Linked DNA regions of Homo sapiens: region 2 is linked to region 1. The links are chromatin contacts, found by Hi-C or POLR2A ChIA-PET in ENCODE. All regions are on one chromosome and are shown on one strand. The core of a region is the stretch at or near the end of the contact, and the rest is flanking DNA. Distances in the headings are between cores, read along the strand shown. Region 1 holds the start of MAP3K10 (mitogen-activated protein kinase kinase kinase 10). Region 2 holds the start of LEUTX (leucine twenty homeobox).

Region 1 (5,513 bases), core at 1,269-3,768:
TTTCAAGATGTAGAAGTGACAGAAATCAGGAATAGATGAGATGTGGGTGTTGAGAGCAAAGGGGGCACCTTCACATTTTGGGGCTTAACTGTGAGTGACGTGAGGGCCGGGGACATGCTGGCCTTCTCCACTGCTGATGCCTTTGCTTAGCACATGATCTGGCCTGGTAAATACCAAATGGAAGAATGAACAAATGAATGAAGAAATGAAAGGGAGTGAGATGGGGCACAGCACGAATGGGAGAGCCAGGAATGTAAGATTTTTTTTTTCTTGCTGTATCCCTGGGACAGGGTCTGGCACACAGCACTCTGGAAATATCTGTGGAATGAATGAATGAAATTGCTAGCCTGTGAGTACTGTCAGGGCAGAAACCATGGCTGTCTTACTCCCAGCTGGGCTCCTGCTTAATAGGTGCTCAATTAATACTTGTTGACACCACATGAAGCTCTTCCATCTAGAAATGAGTCTTGCAGAATGTTCCCTTCTACCTGGCTCCATTATTTATTCAACCAACCAATCAACTTTGGAGAACCTATCAGGCAGCCTGGAAGCTTTTATATAAGCCACATCAATTTAATTCCTCCCTCATCTTTTCCAGTTTGCCTTGGCCAGCTCGGCCTATGAAGACTCCAGGAAATGGTTCTCAACTGGGGGTGATTCTGCCCCCCAGGGGACATTTGCAATGCCTGGAGACACTTTTGGTTGTCATAGCTGGGGAGAGGGGGCAGGGAATGCTAATGACATCTAGTGGGAAGAGGCTAAAGATGCCGCTAAGCAACTCACAATTTACAGGACAGCCCCTACAACAATGATCTGGCCTCAAGTGCCAATAGTGCTGGGGTTGAGAGACACTGACTCCAGACGGGGTAGGCTCTTTTTGTCTCTGCCTGGTGGACTCTGGCAGCATGGCTGGATGGCAAGCACCTTGAAGGCAGGCACTGCATCTGTCCTGTTCATGCAGGGAACGCAGGTGTTCATGGATACATGTTTACTGAGCGATTGTGACTCTGCAGCCTGGGAGGCAGGTAAGTCCTTCAACCTTTCTGAGCCTCCTTTTTCTCCCTTAAGGCAGGCAAGGCCTACCTCACCTTCACCCTGAAGGTATCATACTGCTGCCCCTTCTCACTCCAGGCACAGTGTCATCTGGTGTCCCTCACCCTGTTTCCCACCACCTAGGCCTGGCCTTGAGAGGTTCTGTGGAAGGAATTTTGGGGAGAGGACACCACTTACTGTTGATGGACTTGAGGTCCCGGTGGATGATGGGCACAGGGGCATCATTGTGTAGGTAGTTCATGCCCCGGGCCACCTGCACAGCCCAGTTGACCAGCACGTGAGGTGGCACCCGGCGACCTGCCAGCACCCTGCTCAGTGCACCACCCCGGGCATACTCCATCACTAGGCAGAGGTGTGGGGGGTTGAGGCAGGCGCCCCTAAGGGCAATTATGTTGGGGTGCTGCAGGGCTCCAAAGAGCCGGGCTTCCTGGCACACCTGCTCCGCTGTCACTGCCGGGTCCTTCTCAGGGTCCAGCCGGGCGGCCTTGACTGCCACCTCCTCGCCACGCCACAGGGCCCGATAGACCTTGCCAAAGCCCCCCACACCGATGATCTCCTCTAGCTGCAGCTCGTGGAAGGGGATCTCCTGGGGCAGCTGGAGGCCCGCGGGTGCAGCGGGGGCGCCGGGGGCCACGTAGTTGCTGGGGAAGACGCCCACGCGGCCGCTGGGGAGCTGCCCGGTCCACCAGCCCTCGTCGCCGGACACCGCACAGTCTTGGGAAAGCACCTGGACGCGATCGCCCCTCCGCAGGGTCAGCTCCTCGTCGCCCGCCGCCTCGTAGTCGAACACCGCGGTCCAGACGGGCCCCGCGGGGGTCGTGCCCCACTCCTTGGCCACCGCCCCCTCCTCCTCCTCCATGGGGGAGGGGCCGGGGGCTGCGGGAGGCCGCTTCACACAGGCTGCCCGCGGGATGCAGAGGGCGGGCCCCGGCGGCCGGGATGGAGGGCAGTCCCTGCGGGGTCTAGGGAGCTCCTGAGGGCCATGGCTGGGGCGCCCTCCGCAGGAGCAAGAAAAAAAACCCTTTCAAAGGGCAGGCTCGTCCCTTCCGATTTGGCTGTACGGGCGGGGCGGGGCGGGGTGGGAGTGGGGCGGCAGGTTCACCCGTGCCCCCCAAACGGCAGAGGGCTAAGAGGGCCTGGCCGCGCGGCTCTCGAATGCCCGCCGGGGTCCGCCGGTGGGGGACGAGGGCGAGGGCGGCAGGCAGTCCCCGTTCCCCGCGCCGCTCACCCCGCGCAGCTCCACCGGCGGCCCCCGGCTCCGCATCCCGGGCCACGACTGCCGGGCCGGGCGGGGGTGGCGGGGCCCCTGGGGCGGCCGCCCCGGGCCGGGGTGGCGCGCCCCTCGGCCTCCTCACGCGCGGGGCAGCCGGGCGGCCCCCATCCTTGGCACCGGCCTCCCGGTCGGCCCCAGCCCCTGCCCCCCGCCCGTGCTGCTTCCCCGGGCCACCGGCGGGGCCCGAGTGACGTGTGGGCGCCGCCGCCGCGGTGCCTCCTGGGAGTTGTAGTCTCCGGCCGTGCGGCCTCGGGGCCCGGCTCTCAGCGCCCTCCAGCAGAGCCCCGCGGCCAGCCTCGGGCCGCAATGGACATGACACCCCACGAAGCCGAAGGAGTCCTCCCGGGGAGATGAGCCCGGCCTCGGCCCCTCCTTCGGACGCGGCGTAGCGGGCGCCCGGGGCGGGGGGAAGCGCTCCTCACAGACCCTGTGGGGGCCGCGGCCCAGGATGGGTTGGACTGCAACGGACGCGATTAGCAACGCGAAAAATAGGAGCTGCGTGCATGACTGTGACTGCCCGGAGCCGCGAACGCAGCCTGGACCTTATCCCTGAGGCAGGACGGCCCCTCGGACCCCCCGACCGAGATGTACGCTGGGAACTGTAGTCCGCGCGGGGACCTGGCGCTGCAGGGGGCGGCCCCCAAACAGCGGGCTGCGGGCGTCGGCGGGTGGTTGGAGCAAGTTAGGGGTCGGGCCGGTGGCGGGACTCTGCGGGGAAGATGGGGCTGGGAGGATGTGTTTAGTGTCCCTGGGGATGTCACAGCCACGTCTGCTTTCCCCACCAGCTCTGGGTTCCTCTGCTGAAGTCAGAACTCCTGCTCTTGAGAATCCCCGATTCCTATTTTATAGGAGTTTCAATTTCGGGGAGCTTAATGTGCATGTTGTATTCAGTGCTTTGTACACGTGGTATCGTTAAGTCTTCACAAAGAGCCCCATTTTACAGATGACTCATAGAGAAGTGAAGTCATTTGTGCAAGGCTACAGAGCTATAAATGGCAAAGCAAAAATGAAAGGCAGTTTTAAAAATTAACAACCAGGCCGGGCGCGGTGGCTCACGCCTGTAATCTCAGCGCTATGGGAGGCCAAGGCGGGCGGATCACGAGGCCAGGAGTTCGTGACCAGCCTGGCCAGCATGGTGAAACCCCCGTCTCTACTATTTAAAAAAAAAAAAAAAAATTAGCCGGGCGTGGTGGTGTGCGCCTGTAATCTATCCCAGCTACTCGGGAGGCTGAGGCAGGAGAATCGCTTGAACCTGGGAGGTGGAGGTTGCAGTGAGCCAAGATCACGCCACAGCACTCCAGCCTGGACGACAGGGCAAGACTCCGTCTCAAAATAAATAAATAAATAAATAACCATCGCCACGATTAACAAAAACAACAACAACAAAAAAAAAAACAACAAAAAACAAACAAACAAAAAACCCACTGCCTTTCTATTTAAAGAATGAGGAAAGTAGGTCCCGCAGAGGTTCAGTGACTTCTTCAAGATCTCTAAGCTTGTAAGAGGCAAAATTCTGGGTCTTTTTACTTGGCCTCTCCTGAGTGGTATGGGGTCTAGAGGGAGGAGAGAAGAAGAGGAAATAAGAGGGACTCTAGTGCCCAAACTCCAGAGAACTGCCCCTCAGGGTCCTTGGGGAATTGTTCCATTGTCAGAGGGAAGTGGGTTACCTGGTCTCCTGGCTACCTAGCAGGGACACTCGGAGCATATCAAAAATGCTTGTTGGAAGAGAGAGCCCCAGCTTCATTCTGAGTATAAGTGTTTCTGCTATAACCTGCTATATGCATTCTTAAAAAACCTTCAGTTCTTCAAAACGGTGCACTAAAATTAACAAGACTTCATGGAAAAAATAGAGTTAGAGACAGATTGCTCAAAATATATGCAACTAGCTGGGCACGGTGGCTCATGCCTGTAATCCCAGCACTTTCAGAGGCCGAGGAGGGAGAATTACTGGAGTCCAGGAGTTTCAGACTAGCCTGGGCAACATAGGGAGACTCCGTCTCTACAAAAAAATAAAAAATTAGGCGGGTGTGGTGGTGTGCACCTGTGTTCCCAGCTACTCGGGAGACTGAGGTATAGGGGTATTACCTGAGCCCAGGAGGTCGAGGCTACTGTGAGCTGTGATTGTGGCACTGACTGCACTCCAGCCTGAGAGACAGAGCGAGACCCTGACTCAAAAAAAAAAAAGTAAAAATAAAAACCTGTATACAACTTTTTTTTTTTTTGAGATGGAGTCTCACTCTGTTGCCAGGCTGGAGTGCAGTGGCACGGTCTTGGCATACCACAACCTCCGACTCCCTGGTTCAAGTGATTCTCCTGCTTCAGCCTTCCGAGTAGTTGGAATTACAGGTGGGCGCCACCATGCCCAGCTAATTTTTGTATTTTTAGTAGAGACAGGGTTTCACCATGTTGGCCAGGATAGTCTCGATCTCCTGACCTCGTGATCCGCCCGCCTTGGCCTCTCAAAGTGCTGGGATTACAGGTGTGAGGCACCATGCCCGGCCTCTTGTATACAACTTTATATTCAGAGTGCTACAAAACCAATAATGATGCTAATAGAAACACTAGAATAGGTAAATTTCCATGAGCATTTGCTTTCAGCAGCACTTTGCAGCCTTGAAGGTGGGGCTTATGCTTCCTCTTTGGGGATGCTGGTTGGAGATATTAACTATTGATGGGGATCATTTTCATCAAAACTCGAAATGTGATCCAAGGTGTGATCTTTTTCATTAATCTGTTATTTTAATATGGGAGAAATATATTTGCAATTTCTTCATCTGCATTCATGGATTTGCCATAGGCATAACACTGTGACAAATATGGTGGTCTTTGAAGTCACTAAACCAGCCACCGTGGATCCAAAGGAAGACACTTCTGTAGATTTGCAGCTTTTTCCTCTGAAGATCTTCTTTTAGTACTAAGGCTTCCCCTTTAACTGTGAGAAAGCTTGGCCCTGATTGCTTCAAAATGTTAACTTCCTGGAGAAAATTGCATGTTAACCAACATGCTTGTGTTATGCTGACATCATTACTCTGTTTACCAATCATTTATGGGGTGATTCATCTCAAAGAAGCAAATAGAGGGTGGGGGCGGTGGCTCACACACCTGTAATCGCAGCACTTTGGGAGGCTGAGGCAGGCAAATCACCTGAGGTCAGGAGTTTGAGACCAGCCTGGACAACATGGTGAAA
Region 2 (5,513 bases), core at 2,197-4,696, 410 kb after region 1:
TATCTCCCACCGGATCCTTCCCACAACGCATGGGAATTATGGGAGCTACAATTCAAGATGAGATTTGGGTGAGTCCTTATTGAGATAGAATAGAATAGTGGCATGATGTTGACACCAGGTTTATATGAGTCTATAAGATTCATAAGAGTATTTGAGGCCCTATTATCCTAACCGGTCATAGACTCAGTGGCACTGCTGTCTATGTTGATTGGCTTGTGAGACCCTGAAGCTATTGGTTTGGCCATTTATTAATGGGGTCTGTAGGGAAGGAGATATGAAGCTTAGTGACCTAAGAATGAATGTCGATTCTCTCATTTACTAGCTCTGTGACTTTGGCAGCATCAGTACACTTATACTGTTTGCCTCCGTATCTTTAACAATAACATGGTCCCAGAAAGCTCACTCCTTTAGGGAAGATGTGAGTAACCAAAGAAGCAAGTCTGTTAATTACAGGCTTGGTGCATGTGTTAGTCCATTTTGCATTTATAAAGAATTACCTAAAACTGGGTAAATTAGAAAAGAGGAATTAATTGGTTCACAGCTCTGCAGGCTATACACAAAGCATAGTGCTGGCATCTGCTTCTGGTGAGGGCCTTAGGAAGCTTCCACTCATGACAGAAGGCGAAGGGGAGCCAAGGTGTTACATGGTGAGAGTGGGAGCAAGAGACAGCAGGGGAAGGTCCCAGACTCTTTTAAACAACCAGATCTCAGGTGAACTTAGAGATAGAGAACCCACTCATTACCATGAGGATGGCACTAAGCCATTCAGAGGGATCTGCTCTCATGATCCAAACCCCTTCCACCAGGCCCACCTCCAACACTGGGGATCACATTTCAACATGAGATTTGGAGGGGACAAATATGCAAACTGTATTAGTGCATAATGGGAGTTTTTACTATGGTTTAGAATATAAATAAGACCTCATCATCTAGTAAAACCTGATTCTCATGGTCATCTATTTTATAGGAAAGTTTCTATTTTCAGGATGCTCTTATTCCTCATGCAAATACATGGAAAAACAGAAGCCAACATGCTGCCCAATTATCGCACAGTGAAGACAAGTGATCGGGCACATGGGTTTCTCTTAGTGTCTCAGCATTTGTTTAGACACAAAGGGAGAACAAAAATTTACAGGACATTGAAGAAAAATTCTCAAACAGGAAGGGGACAGCAAGAAAGGGAGAGAGGGAGAGACAGAGAGAAAGAGAGAAAAAAGAAAGGGAAAGTGGAAGAGAAAAAGAAAGAAGAGGAGGAAAGCAGCAAATAACCACATTTTTTCTTAAGAAAAGAAATAAGGCTGGGCACGGTGGCTCATGCCTGTAATACTAGCACTTTGGGAGGCCAGGGAGGGTGAATCACTTGAGATCAGGAGTTCAAAACCAGCCTGGCCAACATGGTGAAACCCCATCTCTACTAAAAATATAAAACAATTAGAAAAAAATTACAAAAAAAAAGAAAATCTATAAATGTTAAAATTAATATGCTCGGATAAAAGATATTGCACTCATACATCAAGAAAGTCTTGAAAAGAAAGGAAAATCTGATAAGACAAATGTTCTTTGAAATCAGTAGCTAAAAAGAAACCCTTAGGCAATAATAGAAGAGTTGGAAGACAAAGCTATTCCAGGAAGTAGAAAAAGTATACAAAAGTGGACAAAAAGAGTGAAAAGGTCGGAAAAAAATAAGATCTCTGCTCAGGGATGTCCAGCACTAGCAATATTTATGTGACTAAAAATATCTCTGACTAAAAAATGTTTCAGAGAGTATCATGAAAGTATTTATTAAAAAAAATTCAAGATTTGAGAGATGAGGCACAGGGGTTTCCAGAATGAAGACATTCCACGATGAGCACAATAAATGAACAAAAGGATCGTTGTTGCAAAAATATCAGAATACCAGGAATATATAGAAATTTCCAGAAGCTTCTAAAGGGAAGTAGAATTTCCATCAAAGGAATGGTAATTAGAATTCTACTGGTCTTTAGAAAAGCAACACTGCACATTGATAAGTTATAGGAGGTAAAATCGAGGAAGGATGTGGCTTTGAGTTTAAAATCATCTACCAAGCTGAGAGGTCAATATGTAAAATCGACTAATTAGTATTTTTGTAAGTTTAGTATTAAACAATAGGAAAATGTATTAGAAGAGCCAGGTACAAGTTTTGATAAGTGAGCTTGTTGATGCATAATTTTTCTATTAGAATCAAATCATTTTAAGAAGTTAAAATAAAATGTAACTAAAATTACATTTATGTCCCCAGCCAAGAAATACACTTTTTTTGTTTTTGAGACAGAGTCTTGCTCTGTTGCCCAAGCTGGAGTACAGCGGTGCAATCTCAGATTGCTGCAACCTCTGCCTCCCAGGTTCAAGCAATTCTTGTGTCTCAGCCTCCCAAGTAGCTGGAACCACAGGCACATGCCACCATGCCTGGCTAATTTTTGTATTTTTAGTAGTGACAGGGTTTTGCCATGTTGTCCAGGCTGGTCTTGAACTCCTGGCCTCAAGAGATCCGCCTGCCTTGGCATCTGAAAGTGTTGGAATTACAGGTGTGAGCCACCATGCCCAGCCAGTAATATACTTCTAAACTACGTTTTACAAGTACAATTATAAAAGGAAAATGTTGATAAATATCACAATGACAACTTTTAGAATATTTGTACAACGGTACTCATAAGTAAATTGAAAAACACAAGCCAGGCTGGGAGAATATATTTGCAACACATATAAGAGATAAATTATTAGTGTCTAGAAGACAACAAAAATATTCTACTAAGCCTCAAGAAAAAAAACATACTAAAAACTGGGAAATGATATAAATATAAAAATTAGCATAGGGGAAAAACAGAATGGCCTTTAAAATAGAGTGAACAGATTCAATCACACGGGTTAGTAAAGAAATGGGAATTAAAGATCACATACTATTTTATACCCATCAATGGACTGACATTTAAAAAGTATGAAAGTTACCAGGCATTAAAAAGGATGTGAGTTCAAGACGACCTTAGGCAACAGAGTGAGATCCTGTCTCTACAAAAAATTTAAAAATTAGCGGGACATGGTGGCACACACTTATAAGTCCCAGCTACTCCTGAGGGTGAGGTGGGAGGATCACTAGGGCCTAGGAGCTCGAGGCCAGCCTGGGCAACATACCAAGACCCCATCTCTTTAAAAAAGAGATGTGGAGAAACAAATTCCTAAGTTACTAGAATCCCTTGCAAAGTGTTTTTCAAACAATCCTTGTTGGTATAACCCAGTGGTTTCTAAATTTACCCAGTGGTTTCTAAGAAGCCACCACAAGGTCCCACACCTCTCACTTGATTTGTCTGCAACCCAATCACTGAAACCCCAGCCTCTTGCCTTCGCCCAACTTACCAAACATGGTGTCCTCTAGAAATGAGTGGGTTCGATCAGCTGTGTGCTGCAGAGCTCCTGAGCTGAGTCTATGTGACTGCTGGGCTAAAAGACCCGCTTATTTAAGCAGAATTTTAATGTAATCATGTCCCCACCCTGTCCTACCCTAATACCACGCCCTCCAATAATCCATTCAATATCTGTTTATTTAGAACCTATTATATGCCTGATGCTGTGTAGGGCACTGGGAATAAAACTATGTTTAAAAAAAAAAAAAAAAAAAAAGACTGATCCTTGACTCCAGAGAGTGGAAGAAAACAAAAGAAAGTGGAGCGAACTGAAAATGGATAAAATGTTCAAAAATGTCACTTGGGATCAATGAGTAAATAAACAAGGCGCTGAGAGAAAAATAAGTTGGTAAGATGATTCAAACTGGAAGGTGAAGGAGGTGCCCTGTGCGTGGACGGCTTCCAGTGAGACCCGGAGTGCAGCAGGAGGCATCCTGCTAGGAGTTTGGGATGATGGGAGTTAAGCCCTTCACCCGCCCATCTCGGTTCAACCTCTTCCAGTTGAGACAGCAATGGATGACAGTGAAGAACTTGGCAGAGCCTAAACCATAGGGGATCTTGTATCTTCTCTTGAGTATGGATTTGGGGGCAGCTGGGGAGCCCATAACGAGTTTTCAGCAAGGAAACTTAAAATATAAATTGCATTAAAAGAATCATGCTTCTTTCTTTCCTCTGAGCATCCCTCTCTCTGTCCCTCTGTTACTCATTTACTCCACCTTTCAGGCACCTTATTAACTCATTTATTTATTCCTCCCCCTAACGTTCTTCTCCATGATGGGTCTTATTTGTGGGGTGAGTGTAATTCACTAGACAGATCTAGTCTCTATCCATGAGATATGGCCTCCCCACACTCAATGTGGACCCAAGCTTTCTGAAGCAGAGATGGGACTCTGGTCTTGGCCCATCTTATACTACCCCTCAACTCTGTCCTCTCCCGCAACCTCCACACCCCCACCAGGTTGGTTTGGAAAAGTCTTGGACTAGCGAAAGAACTCTGTCTCTGGGAACATTGCAGGTAGCCTGAAGGCCAAATGATTGAAGGACCCATCTGTATCTTTTTACGTTTTGTTTTAGGGTCTCACTCTGTTGCCCAGACTAGAGTGCAGTGGTGCCATCATAGCTCACTGCAGCCTTCAACTCCTGGGCTCAAGAGATCGTCCAGCCTTGGCCTGCCAAAGTGCTAGTGAGCCATTGCACCTGGCCCCATCTATGTCTTTTACAGGAATAAAATTCAGGAACACTTCTAACACAGTCAAGGGTAGAAACTCCCAAATCCTATCGGAAAGGATAAAGTGGGCCTCAAATTTTCCGTTTAAATGTTAGAATCAGTCCCTGGAGTTGCCCTATGACACTAATGAGGATGGAAAGAGAGTGATATATTCAAAGGGTATGACCTCCCCAATAGCAGGGAATTTTGCAGAACTTAACGTTAAAACACCCCTGACACTTCTTCATTTGTTTGCTTAATTATTTGAATGCCTGCTCTGCTAAGATTTGTTCCAGTGACTAGGAAATTGGGATTTACAAAAATAGAACTCACTGCCGCCTTCCCAAGTGCTGGCATTCTAGGGAGGGAAGCAGGAAATAAAAAAGGAAACAAGACAATACGCAGTTCTGATTATGATACTACTGGTGTTATGAATGCCACCAACAGCACTGATTCAGAGGATGTGCAGTAGTTTTAAGGTAAGGTAAGATGTCTCTGAGGAAGTATCATTTTCACTGAAGGAGAGGGAAGAGTGTTCTAAGCAAAGGGAACATCAAGTGCAAAGGCCCAGAGACATGAAAAACCTTTTCATGTCTGAGGTGCAGATAAGAGGCCACTGTAGTTGAGGTGTGTTGTGGGAGAGGAATATCGGGAAAAGCTCAAACTGGAAAGGCCAACCAAGGTCGGGGCAAGGTGAAGAAGTTTGAATTTTATTCCAAGTGAAGGACAAAGCCATTCAAGGGGCCTTGGGAGACACAGAACACTCAGTTCACTTTCTTTCCCTTTTTTCTTTCTTTTTTTGAGATGGGGTCTCGCTCTATCACCCAGGCAGTGGTGTGATCTCGGCTCAGTGCAACCTCCGCCTCCCAGGCTCAAGGGATCCTCCC

Evidence for each region. A loop is a pair of places that touch in the nucleus more often than their neighbours do. ChIA-PET counts read pairs that join two places held with the same protein, here RNA polymerase II (POLR2A). Pooled maps may share reads with other maps.
Region 2: a loop to region 1 is called in a map of Panc1, with 3 times the contacts of the local background. The contact joins the promoter of LEUTX here to the promoter of MAP3K10 in region 1. A Hi-C loop is called at or near these places in 1 of 168 maps with a recorded cell type or tissue (Panc1) and 6 of 50 pooled maps. POLR2A ChIA-PET finds 5 or more read pairs at or near these places in 3 of 52 experiments (GM12878, H1 and Panc1).

What each region holds. Positions count from the first base shown.
Region 1 is chr19:40,188,431-40,193,943 of GRCh38, reverse strand. It overlaps MAP3K10 (mitogen-activated protein kinase kinase kinase 10), which reads right to left and starts at 2,518. Exons shown (of 10, transcript NM_002446.4): 1 at 1,231-2,518. The coding sequence starts at 1,912. RefSeq lists silencers at 1,821-2,120, 2,391-2,890 and an enhancer at 3,051-3,290.
Region 2 is chr19:39,776,787-39,782,299 of GRCh38, reverse strand. It overlaps LEUTX (leucine twenty homeobox), which reads right to left and starts at 3,446. Exons shown (of 3, transcript NM_001382345.1): 1 at 3,373-3,446. The coding sequence starts at 3,379.